Regions from separate parts of the Homo sapiens genome. Here region 2 is linked to region 1. The links are chromatin contacts, found by Hi-C or POLR2A ChIA-PET in ENCODE. All regions are on one chromosome and are shown on one strand. Each heading gives the region's core, a stretch centred on a gene start or an enhancer-like site at or near the end of the contact. The rest is flanking DNA. Distances are from core to core; before and after follow the strand shown.

The links. A loop is a pair of places that touch in the nucleus more often than their neighbours do. ChIA-PET counts read pairs that join two places held with the same protein, here RNA polymerase II (POLR2A).
Region 2: a map of Caco-2 shows a loop between it and region 1 (5-fold over the local background). The contact joins two enhancer-like sites. A Hi-C loop is called at or near these places in 1 of 168 maps with a recorded cell type or tissue (Caco-2). POLR2A ChIA-PET finds 5 or more read pairs at or near these places in 1 of 52 experiments (T-cell).

What each region holds. Positions count from the first base shown.
Region 1 is chr1:214,212,861-214,216,183 of GRCh38, forward strand. No RefSeq gene overlaps it. Among named protein-coding and RNA genes, the nearest start is that of SMYD2, 67 kb to the right of the region's middle. Within about 2 kb of position 1,476, at least 4 of the 41 ENCODE cell types and tissues checked have a DNase peak (open chromatin) inside an H3K27ac peak, as active enhancers do.
Region 2 is chr1:214,502,811-214,505,746 of GRCh38, forward strand. The region is part of intron 1 of PTPN14 (protein tyrosine phosphatase non-receptor type 14); the gene reads right to left. Among named protein-coding and RNA genes, the nearest start is that of PTPN14, 47 kb to the right of the region's middle. RefSeq lists an enhancer at 2,194-2,936. Within about 2 kb of position 1,686, at least 3 of the 41 ENCODE cell types and tissues checked have a DNase peak (open chromatin) inside an H3K27ac peak, as active enhancers do.

The sequences.
Region 1 (3,323 bases), core at 226-2,725:
TCCCAAAGCATTAGTCATGAGACTGACAATCATTGATGAGACAGTGGAAATGTGGAAGTTGGCACTGGACTATGAAAATGCAGTTCCGTGGGACTTGGATGAGGCATGACAGCCAGAAGATCAGCTTCAGACACGAAACCCTTCCTCCTAGCCCCACCAAAATTATTCTTCAGTGTGTAGCTCCATTGCATACGGGCTGGGGATGAGCCTTTTCCTCTATGTTGCTCCCTTGATTCTCTTTCATGCACATTCTTGGCATGTCACAGACTCTCCCCAGCCTTGAATTCTAGCCCCATTCCATCTCATCTGGGGCAAGTCTCACAATTCCTCATCTATTCAGTGTGCACAATTCATATCTGCTGTACCTGACTCAGGATTCCTGGGAGAATCAAATGAGATTATTCATTCGGCTTTTCAACAAATATTTGTTGAGTAGTTGCTGAATAACATAGTGTAAGGGAGACTGTGAGAGATAATGATGAATCAGACTGCGTCTTACCCTCAGGGACCCAGGCAATGTACAAGGCGAGACAAGTTCACATTCCAAGGTGAAATCGTCAGTCCAAGAGAGGACCAGATACTGGGCTATGGGAGCTCAGAGGTAATATGGATTATTCCAGCAGGAGGTAATAAAGAGGGCTCCAGAACAGAGGCTGCTGTTTTTGGGCTGAATTTCCAGAGTTAAAATGCAAGCAGTTTGGAAACAAAATTGGTACACAAATATTGGGCATAGGTTATAAATACCTAATTTATGGAATTCTCTATGTCCCAGAGTAATGCCTACCTAAACTCACATAGATTTCAAGCAAATAACAGATAACATTTATGGAGTACTCTTGCAGTGCAAGATACTATATGCTTTATATTTGAGAACTCAACGTAATCTAAGCAAAACCCTAAGAGGCAAGATCTAGTATCAAATCCACATTGCAAATGAGGAGAATAAGGCACTGAGGGGTTGAGTTTCTTGCTGAAGGTCACACAGACAATAAATTATACAGCCAATATTTAAACTCAGGTGGTCAGAGTTCAAATACTGCTTCTCAGACAAAGGAACAAAAATAATAAAGTCATTGCTCAAATAATTCAGTCCCTTCACAGAACTGTTATTTTGAAAAAAATAAATGTTGGATCCTGGTGAATTATGGCAAAATTTATCTGGGAAATTACATTTCAGGTTGAGAACGTACAGGAATAAAGCCTCTTTCTTCATAGGCATCATTGAAGTCATTCCAGAGTATTTTGTGCTATGGCCAGTAGATGGCAGAAAGTGACAAGAAAAGGACTGGAAACTGGGACCCCCCCCCCCACCACACACACACACACACACACACACACACACACACACACACACACACTAGCTCCCTGCTTGCAAAACAAAATGCATTTTGCCTACAATATATTTCGTTTAGAGTAGCAAACACTTTCTCCTTCCTCAAAGCGAGCTCCAGAGTAGAAACTGCAATTGTGTATTTGAAATTCTCCAGTCACCAAATCCAAGAAAGGTGAAGAGGAACTGCCCCAGTGGCGTCTGCGAGGCGTTTCCTCTATAAAGCTGTCGTCCCTAGCTCTGGTCAGTGCTGACCAAGTCACCCTGGCCTCCTCCCCGGCCCCTTTTTCTACTGCAGGAAAGGCTGGAGCTTCGGAAGAGATAACATCAGGGAAGTACTTGGCAACTATGAAGAGTTTTACCCATGTTAAAACAAAAGCCAGCAAAGCATTCCTTCAGTAAAGATATGTTAAGCACCTATCGTGTGCTGGGCTCTGGGCACAACCAAAAGCTTGGCAGCTGCTATTTAACCTCCTCCTGCTTCACCAGCAGCAAACTGTTGCCAAATGAGCCTAAAAAGAAATTAGTTCCATGGATTCCTTTGCTGAGTAATTCTGCAGTGAAAATAAGAGAAATCAGACACACTGGAAACTTTTAATTACAAGAAAACCTGGGGAATCCTATTGCCGTCTTAGATTTTAAAAGACCGCTCTAAGTATTGAACTCAGAAGCTTTAAAAGGAAAAGATATTATTAGACTTGACTACATAAAACTTTTAATCATCTGAACTTCAAAAAGCACTTTGAAAATCAGAAGAAAAAATAAAAAGCTGTAAAACATATGACAAAGAATTAATGTTCTTAAATATAAATATTCTAAGAGCTCTTATAAATCAATAAATGTATAGATCAATAAATCCTGTAAATCAATATTCTTATCAATTGATCAGATGGGCAAACGGCATGAAGAGGCATATCACAGGATAAAATGGAGCAAAGGGCCAATGAAACATTGGAAATGTGCTCAATTTAATTCATAGTAAATAAATACAAATTTAAATGGAAACAATAGTTTATTTTTCACCCCTGGGTATGGAGTCAGCCTTCTCCTGGGGTATTGGTAAGTATAAGTTGGCAAAACTTTTTCAAGAACAATTTGACAACATTTAGGAATATGTTTGCATTTCCTTGACTTAGAAATTCTGGTCTTCTCTGCCTCCCTCACTCAGGTGCACTCAGTCAGTCCTGTATCTTTCAACATGTCTCATAGACTGACAGTGGCCAAATTAAGTCTCCAGCCCTGACCTCTCCTCTGCACCCCAGGCTCCTTTCTGAACACCTCCCTTTGGATGTGTAATAAACACAGCAAACATCAGTCCACGATGGAATTCTTTTTCCTTTCCCCTACCTTCTCAAAACTGCTCCTGCTCCCCATCCCCTCTTAGTAAATGGCCCTGCCACTCAGCATATTAGTGAAGTCCCGGAACCCTGGAGTTATCCTTGATATGCTCTTCTGTCCTTGAACCTGCCACATTTCCATCTTTGATTTCCTGTTCCAGAATGTTCTCTCCCTTGCTTCATCAAGTCTCTCACCAGAGAAGTCTTTCCTGACCACACACTCTGGAATAGTAACTCTGTCACTCTCCATTCCCTCCACTGTCTTATTGTTCTTAGCTTACGTCACCACCTGATGTCATGACTCTTGCCTGTCTAGGCACTACTGTATAAGCGCCACTGAAGCAGGATCTATATTGTCTTCAACACAGCATTCCTAGTGCCTACCACATTTCTTGGCACATAGTGGGCTCTCAAAAATCAGTGTGGGATGAATGAATCCAGGACTTACCCTACAGATGTGTGTATGTGTGTATAAATATATATTCAATTAACTATGCCTTAATAGGGACTAGTTAAGTGGATTATAATTTTTTAAAACCCTCAGTTTCCTCATACAAAAATAGGATAGAAAAAAGTACCTATCTCATATGGTTTTTGTGAGAATAAAATAAAAATGACACCTGGTACTTGGTACATAGACACATTCAACAAATGTT
Region 2 (2,936 bases), core at 436-2,935, 290 kb after region 1:
AAAATAGGGAAAACATAAATGAAACTGTGTTATCCTTATGTCAATTATTTGCATAGGATGTATTCAGGCTTCCCTCAGTTTTTGCAGAAGATCTTAGAAAAATTAAGTGAAAAGTTGCTCAAATCTGTCATTTTAAAAACCTATTAGTATTGATTATTGAAAATATATATTACCAGCCTAACTCTACAAAAGTTGACAAAGTATCTCTAAAGGAAATTCCAACCAAAAGGATAAGATCCAATTAAATGAGAGATTCAGAGTTTTAAATTCACACTGTGAAAATTATACTAGCATACACTTGGAGAAACATGTCACTACAAGCAAATTTAAATACAATTTTTGTTAAAAATAAGCAATAACAATAATAAAATGGCAAACACTATACAGTATTTATTATGAAAGGCACTATTCTAAGTACTTTACAGGAACTCATTAAATCTTCAAAACTAATATCTAATGACATGTAAGAGATAATCTGTCCTAAGTATATGTGAGTATTGAAGATGAAGTAGGAAAGACGTTGACTTCTTTTTTAGATATGGCATCTTTGACACAGCTCAGTAATCAGAAGGACTGAATCTTAGAAGAGACTGAAGCCAGAATTTAACGGCAGCTGCCTCGCTTCCATTTTTATGTCTAATATGTAGACGTACATTTGTAAGACAAAATAAACATTTAAAATAGAGTTTAAGAAACAGAAAACTCAAAATTGGCATTCTATTTTCACTTCAAATCTCGGTACAGAATTATTACATTTCAGTCAGCTCTCCTCAGGTTCATTCTTCCCTTTCCTCTCTCAAAGCAAAGTGCAGCACTGTCATATGTGGTCTTGTGATCCCACTAGTGTGATGTTGGTCAATAAACAATTAGTCGGTGTAATTCGGTAAAATCCTATGATGTACTTAGCTGCAGGAAGAACACACACTAATGTCAGCAATGTTGTGAGTCATTTTATTTTATCTGCATATAAAGTGTTTGTATGCGTTCAGCAGCAAACACACCCGACATCACCTACTTCAATAAGGTTTGCCTTATGGCTTTTTGTTTATTTATTTTAGATCAAAGGTGAGTCTCTGAGCTTCCACAGTAAGGACAAGCCTAGAGCAAATGATGCTTCTTGGGACTCTCATCATTTTGTACATAGGGCTTTCTTGTGATGGAGAAGTGTGAGAAATAGTCAGGAAACTTGGGTGCCTTCCTCAAACACACCTCTTCTGTAGAACCAGAGAATGGTCATAGGAATGCTGCGAATAATGTCACCACTTTCCCATTCCTCCCCAACTAGTAATGAGAATGTGGAAAACTCAGCTTAAAACTAAAGAAAAATCTTTCAATTTACATTATAGAACATTGAACAACTGCCGCTGCCTCTCCGTTAGCCCTACCTCTGCGAAGACCTTTATATTACACTCGAGGAGTCAGAAATACCATAGGAAGGCGACCCACAGTCAATCACCACATAGCCAGATAGGAAACCTTTTAGCCATGGTTGCATCCAAGCACATGGCAAGCACCGGGCAATGGGCAGCTGCCTCAAACACACCATTCCTGAGAACAGACTCAGCATCAGGTACTTCTGATGCATTATTCTCTCCTGATCTTACAGCAAAGCCCTGGAAGCCTGTGCTCTTCCTGTCGCACCAAAACTGCCTTCTGCCCTCAATCATTTTCCCGTAGCTGTCATGTCCAACTTGACGCAAGCAAATGGCAGGCACCCAGGAACGGGGCTCTTAGGACCACAATGTCCACAGAGGTGATGTCCCAGCCCCATCTCTGAATGACAAGAGTAGCACACCCATTAGCCATGAAATCGTACTAAGACACTTCCACCAAATTAAATTATTTCCAAGGCACCACCCTGCTAGGCCCTGGGGAAATGATGGTGAATGAGGCAAGGCACCAGCCTGAATGAGCTTAATCGAGGGGAGACCAATCCCAGGATAAGGGCTGGGTACAGAATGCTGGGGAATTTTCCTGCAGGAGGTAAGGTAACATACTGAATCTGCAGACAAGTAGGACTGGCTTGGACTAGGAAAAAGGAACTACCTTAGAGTAACAGGAAAGACTTGGTACTTACTGCATAAAGAGGGTGAAGGAAAATGAGTTTAGGTTGATCCAAACCCCCAGTGTGTTTAACTTCATCAGAGGTGACACCCTCACCAAGGTAGGGAATATAGGAGAAAAGATAGGTTTAAGGAAAAAGTAGATGAATTCTGTCTAAGAATTCTCTGTTTAAGATACTTGTGGCCAGTCTCATGGAAAGATCCTGACAAGCAGTTGAAATTTGGGGGCCCCCAACGAGAGGTCTGAGTTAAATATGAGTTCATTGTGGCGGTCATGTGAACAAACCCAGCTGTGAATACCCGCCAGGGAAAAAAAAAAAAGTGTGACAGGAGGACATGGGATCCAATGCTAGATGACACCTGACACCTACATTCAATGGGTGACCAGCAGGAGGAGAACCTTCAACAAACAGTGAAAGGGAACACCCAGGGAAGCAGGAGAAACATCTCGAGCAGGGGACTACCCGAGATGGTAACGCTTCAAGGAGAAGGATCTGGTCAATGTCCAATTCCAAAGGGAGGTCAGATAAGGACTGAAAAACATTCACCATGGCCAACAGGAGATGGCTGGTCCCTTCGGGGGGGTGGGGTGGTCAGTGCCCACACAGTGGTGGAGCTGCCAGCTGCGATGTAAGGAGCTGAGGACGGAATGGGAGATGCAGCAGCCTCAGAACTTTCTCAAGAGGCTTAGCTACAAAGAAAAGAGCTCAGCCTTTCATTACTTTTTCTTAATAGTTTGCAGCTGGGTGCAGTGTCTCACGCCTGTAACCCCAAAACTTTGAGAGGCCAAAGCTGGAGGATTGCTTGAATTCAGAAATTTGAGACATGCCTAGGCAACACAGCAAGACGTCACCTCTCCCAAAACTTTTTAAA